Linked DNA regions of Homo sapiens: region 2 is linked to region 1. Evidence: read pairs that join two places in POLR2A ChIA-PET (ENCODE). Cell type or tissue: Panc1. All regions are shown on one strand.

Region 1 (5,000 bases):
CAAGATAGATGATATCATATAGTTGCTGCAGCACCTGAAAAAATACACCTGTTCTCAAGTCAAATAATCAAGTATCTACTATGTTACTACTTAATTAAGAACTGTAGTGTATTGGGGGAAATAGGGAGATAGATGTTGGTGAAAAGGTATAAATATTCAGTTTAAGATGAATAAGTTCTAGAGACCTAATGTACTGCATGGTAACTATAGTTAATAATAATGTATTACATACTTGAAATTTGCTAAGGGAATAGATCTTAAGTATTCTCACCACACACACAAAAAAAGATAACTGTGTCAGATAATAGATTTGTTAATTAGTTCAATTGTGGAAATCATTACACAAGGTATACTTGGATCAAAACACCATGTTGTACACCTTAAATATATACAATTTATTTGCCAATCGCCTCAATTAAAAAAAAAACTGTAGTGGCCATGGTCCATTATTGGGGAACAATGTTGGCAACTATAGTATAGGGCAATGGTTCTCAAACTTTATTGGATATTAAAATTATTTGGAGGGCTTATTAAAACACAGACTGTAGGGCACCTCAGCCCCCAGAGTTTCTGATTCAGTTGGTCTGTAATGGGGCCCAAAATGTGCATTTCCTCAAATCCCAGGTGATGCCGATGCTGCTGGTCTATGCACCACACTTTAAGAGCCACTGGTGTCACGGACAGTTTCAGTGCTGGGAGGATAGGAGGGTGGAGGAAGATTACAAGAAAATATAAGGATTTGGGGCTGCACGGTGGCTTCTGCCTTTAATGTCAGCACTTCAGGGGGGCCAAGGCAGGGGAATGCCTTGAGCTCAGGAGTTCGGGACCAGCCTGGGCAACAGGGCAAAACCCTGTGGAGAGAAGAAAAAAAGAAAGGGAAAGGGGAGGAAGGAAGGGAGGAAGGGAGGGAGGGAGGGAGGGAGGGAGGGAAAAGGAAGAAAAAAGAGAAGAAAAGAAGGAAGGAAGGAAGGAAAAATGTAAGGACTAATCCCAAGTAAAGGTTAAAAGAAGGCTTCACAGAGAAAATTAACCTTGGATTTAAACATTTTATATGCCTTAAAATAATAGATCCACAAAACAGCAGTGTTGGAATTTTAGAATTGTTCTACGGAAGACCAGTCCTTTACAGAACTTTTAGTAAGGTTTTTTTAGTATAATTCTGCCCTTCTACCATCTTTTTCTTTTTCAACATAATCCATAGGTTCACACCTCCTACCATCTTTTCAACAGTCTTTTAAGAAGTTACCAAAGTGATGCTTATGAACTTTGGCTTACAATTTACATCTTAGGTGCCAGCACTAGAAAGAGAGTAAGAGATATTTGTTGCTGAGTCCTGGGGAAAGAACTATATATGTAAAGGAAAAACATAAAGAATAGATTTGTCAGGTATACAGGTAACTATTACAGGCAATGTGGATTACAGAAATACGTAACATTTACATGTTAGAACATAGAATGGCTCTAGGACAAACAAAATATCACTACCAGTTTTTCTTCACTCATCCTGTATTTTGCTTTAGCTTCTAGAACTGAATGTTGGCTCTTCTTGGCAAGTCCTCATTAGCAACTCTTTTTTAAACATAAATTTATTTTCATTGGCTCTCACTACCTCTCCCTGCTACTTTTCCTGAACAATTGTAACCAACCCCATATTTTCACCCTCCCCTAAAGCAATATTTCCTAATCTATTCTCACTTATTCTCACCAAGAAGAATATCTGTTACCCCATAGAGCCCCTCTTCTTTTTTTTTTTTTTTTTTTTTTGACACGGAGTCTTGCTCTGTCACCCAGGCTGGAGTGCAGCTCTGCCTCCCGGGTTCAAGCGATTCTCCTGTTTCAGCCTCCTGAGAAGCTGGGACTACAGACAGACACCGCCATACCCGGCTAATTTTTTTTTCTTTTTTTTGTATTTTTAGTAGAGATGGGGTTTCACTATGTTGACCAGACTGGTCTCAAACTCCCGACCTCAGGTGATCTGCCCATCTCGGCCTCCTAAAGTGCTAGGATTACAGGCGTGAGCCACCACGCCCAGCCGAACCCTCATTTTGAAAGAATTTGCAACTGAATTTATTGAATAATTTTTCCATTTTTAATTATACACCCAACTGCCAAACAGAAATCATAATTAGATGAGAGAAAAATTAATAATTAGATGAGAGAACCAGGACTTGATTAATAAAACCTAAGCCAGAAACAAAAAAATATATTTTGGTCTTTTGACGGGCAAAAGTTTTAAGTTTTATTAGGGTTGTCTGAAAACAGAAAGTTTCTAAAGAACCTCAAGGACTACTGGAATGCCTTCAATCCTAAAATCTGAGAAAACTATCTTCCTAACAAAGGGTTTTTTCCAATAACTAAGAGAATAGATCTATTTATTCATTAGTTCAGATATTTTATTTTTACTATTATTAATTCTTTCGTTTTAAATTTTTCTTCTTTGAGACAGTCTTACTCTGTCGCCCAGTCTGGAGTACAATGAACTGCAAACTCAGCTCACTGCAGTCTTGACCTCCTGGGCTCAAGGAATCCTCCCACCTCAGCTTCCCGAGTAGCTGTGACTACAGGCACCCACCATCAGGCCTAGCTAATTTTTGTATTTAGAGAAACAGAGTCTCATCATCTTGCCAAGGCTGGTCTCAAACTACTGAGCTCAATCAATCCACCCGCCTCAGCCTCCCAAAGTGCTGAGATTACAGGCATGTGCCACCGCACCCAGCCAACTATTATTAATTCTAAGAATATAATCTATAGGAGGCTGGGGGTGGTGGCTCACACCTGTAATCTCAGCAACTCTGGAGGCTGAGGTGGGAGAATCACTTGAGGCCAGCAGTTCGATACCAGCCTGGACAATATAGCGAGATCCCCACCCCCAATCTCTACAAAAAATGTATACACACACACACACACACACACACACACACACACACACACACACACAACATTTAGAGGTAAATGCTAGTATATACACAGATAGAACCAGCACGGATCAGATTCAGTTTAGGGTATTAATTCCCAATAGCTCCTAGAATGACCCTTGTATAAAATGCCTTGTCTCATTTTTTTTTTCCTTTTCAAATATGATCAACCTGGCTGGAAAACCAGTCTAAAAGAAAGCTAAGCAGGGACCTCAGACAAAGCAGAAAATTTATAGTTAGAAAGGAATGAACAAAATACTTAAGAATAGAAAGAACAGATGTGTGGTGCATTTTTATTTCAAAATCACCATTGAAAAACAGGTTTGATTTTTGCTTGTTTGAAAGTTGGTTGGCTTATTCACAGGTGCTAAATGAAACAGCATTATCAGTTGAGGATCCTGTCATTCTGACAAGGCATTACTACTGAATGCAGTGAAGCCTGACTTTGGATTCTGGTTTGGTACCCATTCCCCTATCCTCCCAAGCCCTTAGCTCTTTCTTCCTCAGAAATTTCAATCTGCAGGTATCTGAATAAAATGTATTTATGGGTCACAGTAGCACTGTCAACAATTTCACCAGATTACTGCAATGTAAAGCCTGAAAAAATATTTCATTTCAAATCACACTGGCCCCAACAATCTGCATTAATGATACTGTGATAAAATCAGAGGTTTAGGATTTCATGAAAATTGTTTTAAAATATTTCCTAACAATCTAAAACTGATTTGCCAAAACAACTTTTTCCAAAATGATTAGTGCTAAGCTTGCAATGAAGCTTTCCTTCTTAGCAATTATCTTTCGCAAACCACTTTAACAGTTTGCTCCTCCTTCAAATGAATCATCCAGGCCATGGGTGAAAGAATGGCTTTTTTGATTTCAAAACAATGCCTAGGTCAGTTGTTCTCAGCCCTGGCTACACATTAAATTCATCTGGGTAGATTTTTAAAAATAACTATGCCTGGCTCTTTCACATTAATTGGTGTGGGATGGGAAGTTGGCATGGTATGTCTTAAAAGCTCCCCTGATGATTCTAAGGTGTAGACAAGATTAAGAACCACTAGCCTACAATGGCTTGAGCCTGGCTTCCATCAACACTTGGTTCTTTTTAGTGTCTTAATCTGAACTGATGGCTGTGGAGCAAACTCTCTTCTAGTAGGAAAAAAAGGTCGGGGGGAGGGGGTGCGGAGGGAGTAACAACAATAAACGCTCACAAATTAATCATGTAAAACGAAAACATCCCTTGCCCGGCGCAGTGGATCACACCTGTAATCTCAGCACTTTGGGAGGCCGAGGCAGGCAGATCACCTGAGGTCAGGAGTTTGAGACCAGCCTGGCCAACATGGTGAAACCCCCGTCTCTACTTAAAAAAAAAAAAAAAAAAGCTGGGTGTGGTAGTGCCTGCCTGTAGTTCCAGCTTCTCAGGAGGCTGAGGCAGGAGAATCACTTGAACCCAGGAGGCGGAGGTTGCAGTGAGCCGAGATCATGCCACTGCTCTCCTGCATGGGCGACAGAGCGAGACTCCATCTCAAAAAAAAAAAAGAAGAAAAAGAAAATGCCCCACTGATCCTTTTTACTAAAGCTACATTCAGTTTTTGTCAGGGTAGTCCTCTCAAGTCCTATTTGGGCTCTACACCACTGAAATGCTGTAGAAATCCCAATATTTCACTGCCCAGACTAATCACCCAGACTGCCTCCTACATCTTGAACAGCACAGAATGTTTTGTCATATCTTTTACTTCTTGGTTTTGAAAAATATTACCACCAGATCTACTTGTAGTGTCAACACCTTCCTTTTTTTGTCTAACCTTCAAAGGCTACAAGTCCCTTTTCTCTATAATGCCTTCCCAGGTCATTTCAGGCCCCATTAATTTTTTTCCTTACAGGAATTTACAGTCTCTACCACTTTTTTTGGCATTTTTTGTACTGCTATTAAACCTTTCATCCACTTTGGGAGTCGTTTTTCTAAGCACTCTGGGGACAAGAACTGCAGCTTACACTTTTTTTCCCCAGAACAAAGCCTCACACTACGTTTGGTTTTCCCTTAACAAGTTGTAACCTTCCGGCCTTCTTGTCCTCTCCAACTCT
Region 2 (5,000 bases), 150 kb after region 1:
TCCTCCATACATACTCATATCCTTGTGCACTTTGGATGGCCTGATTTTTTAATGAGGCTTAGAATTTAGGATTTGGTTATGGTTTTAAAATATTAAGGTAAGACAAAGTACAGAATTAGAAGTCTAGTCTGTAAAGCACTGGAGAAGCACTCTGAAAGTGAATCCAGAGAGGATTAGGAAAAATAAAACCTATGAACAAAGATTTAAAGATCTAAACCGATACAGAATTCAGTTTTGTTTGTTTTTTAAGACAGAGTTTCACTTTTTGCCCAGGCTGGAGTGCAATGGCCCTCGGCTCACTGCAACCTCCGCCTCCCAGGTTCAAGCGATTCTCCTGCCTCAGTCTCCCGTGTAGCTGGGGATTACAAGCGCATGCCACCACGCCCAGCTAATTTTTGTATTTTTAGCAGAGACGGGTTTCACCATGTTGGTCAGGCTGGTCTTGAACTCCTGACCTCAGGTGATCCACTCACCTCAGGATTACAGGTGTGAGCCACCGAGCCCGGCCCGAGTAATTCAGCTTTAAAGAAAAAAAGTAAAGCAGGAAGGAGGAAGGGGAAATCCTTATCTTTAAGATTCCACAGGTTATTAATGGAGAATGGTGATCTGCAGAGATCCTCTTCATTCACAACTCAAAAAGCGAGAACCAGCAGATACAGCAAGAGAGAAGAAGCCAAGTCCAAAGATGCAGGCTGAGATCACTATTATTAAGCATTGGGAACTAAAAGAGATGAAAGGGTCTCTTTCCTTAGAGCCTAAGGAGACCTGAGAGAGATTAGACAAATCTGCTTGAAAGCTAGAGCTGGATTACTTAATTCAAGAAAGAAATGTGACCATGTGACCCACTGTAAAGTACCTAAAAGAAGGGAACTTACTGTTATTTAGAAATTCCACAATCAATGCAAACTTTGATCAACAGTTCTTCTTGACCCCCTGTAGCTTACCTGTCCCTTTTTCTCGACATCCTGCAGCTATGTATGTACCTTGTAGAGTTAAGGACAGAAGAATATGCTTTGATCAGATTGTCCCTAACCGCATTACATAGGTTTCCCATAACAAAGAACCAGTGTGGTTTTAAAAGCAAAGTCCAGGGTTACCTGATCAAGTTAGCAGGGATCTGTGAATGCAGCCTATTAGGCATAGATTAAAGCAAAAGAATAAGGAAGAAGCAGGCTGAAACAGACTTCACTGAAGAAGCAGAGACAGAGAACTAAGGGAAGAGAAATGTGACAGAGAGACTTTCTTTTTCTTTAACTTTTCTGAGACAGAGCCTTGCTCTGTCACCCAGGCTGGAGTGCAGTGGCGCATCTCGGCTCACCGCGACCTCTGCCTCCCAGGTTCAAGTGATTCTCTTGCCTCAGCTTCCTGAGTAGCTGGGATTACAGGCGTGGCCACGCCCAGCTAAGTTTTGTATTTTTAGCAGAGACCGGGTTTCACCATGTTGGTCAGGCTGGTCTCCAACTCCTGACCTCGTGATCCGCCCACCTCGGCCTCCCAAAGTGCTGGATTTACAGGCGTGAGCCACCGTGCCCGGCCTTTTTTTTTTTTTTGAGATGGAGTCTAACACTGTCGCCTGGGCTGGAGTGCAGTGGCGCGATCTCGGCTCACTGCAACCTCTGCCTCCCTGGCTCAAGTGATTCTCCTGCCTCAGCCTCCTGAGTAGTTGGGACTATAGGCTCGTGCCACCACGCCCAGCTATTTTTTTTTGTATTTTTAGTAGAGACATGGTTTCACCATGTTGGCCAGGCTGGTTTCGAACTCCTGACCTCAAGTGATCCGCCCACCTCAGCCTCCCAAAGTGCTAGGATTACAGGCATGAGCCACTGCACTGCGCCCGACAGAGATACTTTCACATATAACTCCCCCAGCTTACCCACTACACACAGGCCCATTGTTAAAAGGGCTCCCCAATTATTATCTTCCTCATTCCTTTACCTTTAAGCAGGCTCCCTTCTAAACATATATAGGTAAGTCTAAAAACTTCCAAAAAAACCAATTCCCTAGAATCTATCCTAGTCTGCTAATTGGGTTTAGGGGGAGGTTTTTTATTCTTATTTTTTTAGAGACAGGGTCTGGCTTTGTCACCCATGCTGGAGTGCAGTGGCACAATCATAGCTCACTGCAGCCTCAAACTCCCAGGCTCAAGCGATCCTCCTGCCTCAGCCTCTTACAGTGCTGGGATTACAGGCATGAGCCACTGCACTCAACCTCTTGATTAAGAATACTTGCTGCCGGGCACGGTGGCTCACTCCTATAATCCTAGCACTTTGGGAGGCTGAGGCAGGTGGATTGCCTGAGCTCAAGAGTTCAAGACCAGCCTGGGCAACACAGTGAAACCGTCTCTACTAAAATACAAAAAAGTTAGCCAGGTGTGGCAGCACGTGCCTGTAGTCCCAGCTACTCGTGAGGCTGAGGCAGGAGAAATTGCTTCAACCCAGGAGGCAGAGGTTGCAGTGAGGTGAGATCACACCACTGCACTCCAGCCTGGGTGACACAGCGAGACTCTGTTTCCAAAAAAAAAAAAAAAAACTTGCTAACTGGCCGGGGTGCAGTGACTCACACCTGTAATCCCAGCACTTTGGGAGGCCAAGGCAGGCAGATCACTTGAGGTCAGGAGTTCAAGACTAGACCAGCCTGGCAAACATGGAGAAACCCTGTTTCTACTAAAAATACAAAAATTAGCTGGGCATGGTGGCGCGTGCCTGTAACCCCAGCTACTCAGGAAGCTGAGGCATGAGAATTGCTTGATTCTGGGAGGCGGAGGTTGCAGTGAGCCAAGATTGCACCACTGCACCCCAGCCTGGGCAACACAGCCAGACTCTATCTCAAAAAAAAAAAAAAAAAAAAAAAAAAAAAAAAAAAAAGAATACTTGTTAACTGCTTGGTACAGAAAATATTTAAAACTACTCAGATTTTAAGCTTTTTACCTATATTTGACCAACCGACATAAGGAATTAACTGTCTTTAACTGAAAGAGAGGAATTAAAACCTGTTATTCTTTTATCTGATGAGGATCTGAATGTGTATGCTTAGGAGATCTGAAGGAAAATAAAAGACAAGCTTCTTTGGAAAGAGGCCTAGAGTTCAAGCCAATTAAGGAAGAAGGCTGGGAGTTAAATTCCTACACTATACTACCTACCTACCTACACACACACACACACACACACACACACACACACACACACCCCTCCAAATCGCAAAATAGGGCACTTTTGAGAGAAATTCTCTGGTCCAGTTCTAAAAAGGGGTAACAGGTATTTTATTTGTTAGAACAAGCATAAAGCATCATATGGACAAGAGGGCTAATACAGCCCTTTAGCGACCACAATTCTCATGTAACCAGAGAGGGAGAAATTAGCATCCTAGATCATACAATAAGAATTCCTGGCCCGGCGCAGTGGCTCACGCCTGTAATCCCAGCACTTTGGGAGGCCGAGGCGGGTGGATTACGAGGTCAGGAGATCGAGACCATCCTGGCTAACACGGTGAAACTCCGTCTCTACTAAAAAATACAAAAAATTAGCCGGGAGTGGTGGCGAGCGCCTGTAGTCCCAGCCACTCCGGAGGCTGAGGCAGAAGAATGGCGTGAACCCGGGAGGCGGAGCTTGCAGTGAGCCGAGATCGTACCACTGCACTCCAGCCTGGGCGACAGAGTGAGACTCCGTCTCAAAAATAATAATAATAATAATAATAATAATAATTCCTGGCCAGGCGCGGTGGTTCAAGCCTGTAATCCTAGCACTTTGGGAGGCCGAGGCGGGCGGATCACTTGAGGTCAGGAGTTCGAAACCAGCCTGGCCAACATGGTGAAACCACGTCTCTACTAAAAATACAAAAAAAATAGCCGGGCGTGGTGGCACGCGCCTATAGTCCCAACTACGCGGGAGGCTGAGGCAAGAGAATAGCTTGAACCCGGGAGGTGGAGATTGCAGTGAGCCAAGATCGCGCCACGTGCGCACTCCAGCCTGGGTGACAGAGCAAGGCTCGGTCTCAAAAAAAAAAAAAAAAAAAAAGAATTCCTAAGGTCTAAATGGGTAGAGAAAAGGAGAACAGAATAAGGAGTCTAGAAAAAATATTCCACAATCCATGCTAACTTTATCAGGTATCCCAGAACTTTGATGGAATACTGATTATTTGACAAACCTATATAATAGGGATTAACAGGAAACCGAAGACAAAACAGTTTCCTGAAGGAATGTGGCAGGGAATCGGCAATGGAGAGTCAAACTTGGGAAACCATCAGGAGGAGTCTGTAACGACAAAACATCTGTATTCTTTTCTTACAATATGGGGCGAGTTTGGTGGTTTGGTAAATTAAAATCAGGGTATCATCCACAATGCTAAAAATAAGGGGCAACCTGAAGGGTCCTAATCCAGTACGCCTACAGGTCTGTGTATCCTAAGGAGTCCATGTGCTGCCTTCAACTTTCCACCGACTCTATGCCCTCTCCCCGGCAGGGCTTCCTACTCTAAACCAAGGCTTTAGCTCCTACACTAGGCCACACACTTATTCCAAAGGTCAGCAGAACGCTCAGTCCCCAAGAATTACCCGGAACTCTCTTTCCCCGTCTCCCACTCGGGCTGAACCCTGACTCCCGGCCCCTGTGGACACCACAGCATCTCTGCTGCCCCTCCAGCTCCTACCAAAATCAGCGCCTCCATCTTGCCCCGCAGCTGGTGCCGACGTGGAGCCGCAAAAGAAACGCCGCCGCTGATTGGCCATACGTTCCCATTAGGCCCCGCCTAGGATAAGGATCATTGGGTAAGGCTTGCTTTATTGGCCAATTATTGTACTAGCTTGCTTACCGGAAGCAAAGTGTCCAACCAGAAGGCTCAGGTGTTTGATTGTCAGCTTGAATACTCAATAAAACGCCAAAACCTCACGACTCATTGGGGCGGGAGGGTTAGTGGGGCGGGGTTGTTTCCATGGGGAACAGAAGAAGCGATTGTTAATTTTCAATTGGTAGGGCCGAGGACACGTGATATTGTCGGACTGATTT

What was found. Peaks named below come from ENCODE experiments on the same cell type or tissue, not always from the same donor. Only the 100,000 strongest peaks of a DNase experiment are listed, where the experiment ranks them.
Region 2: POLR2A ChIA-PET joins it to region 1 with 14 read pairs; 2 of 35 experiments call an interaction of 5 or more read pairs at or near these places.

What each region holds. Positions count from the first base shown.
Region 1 is chr12:54,474,483-54,479,482 of GRCh38, reverse strand. No RefSeq gene overlaps it. Among named protein-coding and RNA genes, the nearest start is that of GTSF1, 3.4 kb to the right of the region's middle. In Panc1, no CTCF peak of the experiment used is centred here; no DNase peak of the experiment used is centred here; H3K27me3 peaks cover 901 bases.
Region 2 is chr12:54,324,826-54,329,825 of GRCh38, reverse strand. It overlaps COPZ1 (coat protein complex I subunit zeta 1), which reads right to left and starts at 4,695. Exons shown (of 9, transcript NM_016057.3): 1 at 4,645-4,695. The coding sequence starts at 4,662. RefSeq lists an enhancer at 1-635. In Panc1, no CTCF peak of the experiment used is centred here; a DNase peak (open chromatin) is centred at 4,885; H3K4me3 peaks cover 1,616 bases; H3K27ac peaks cover 2,872 bases.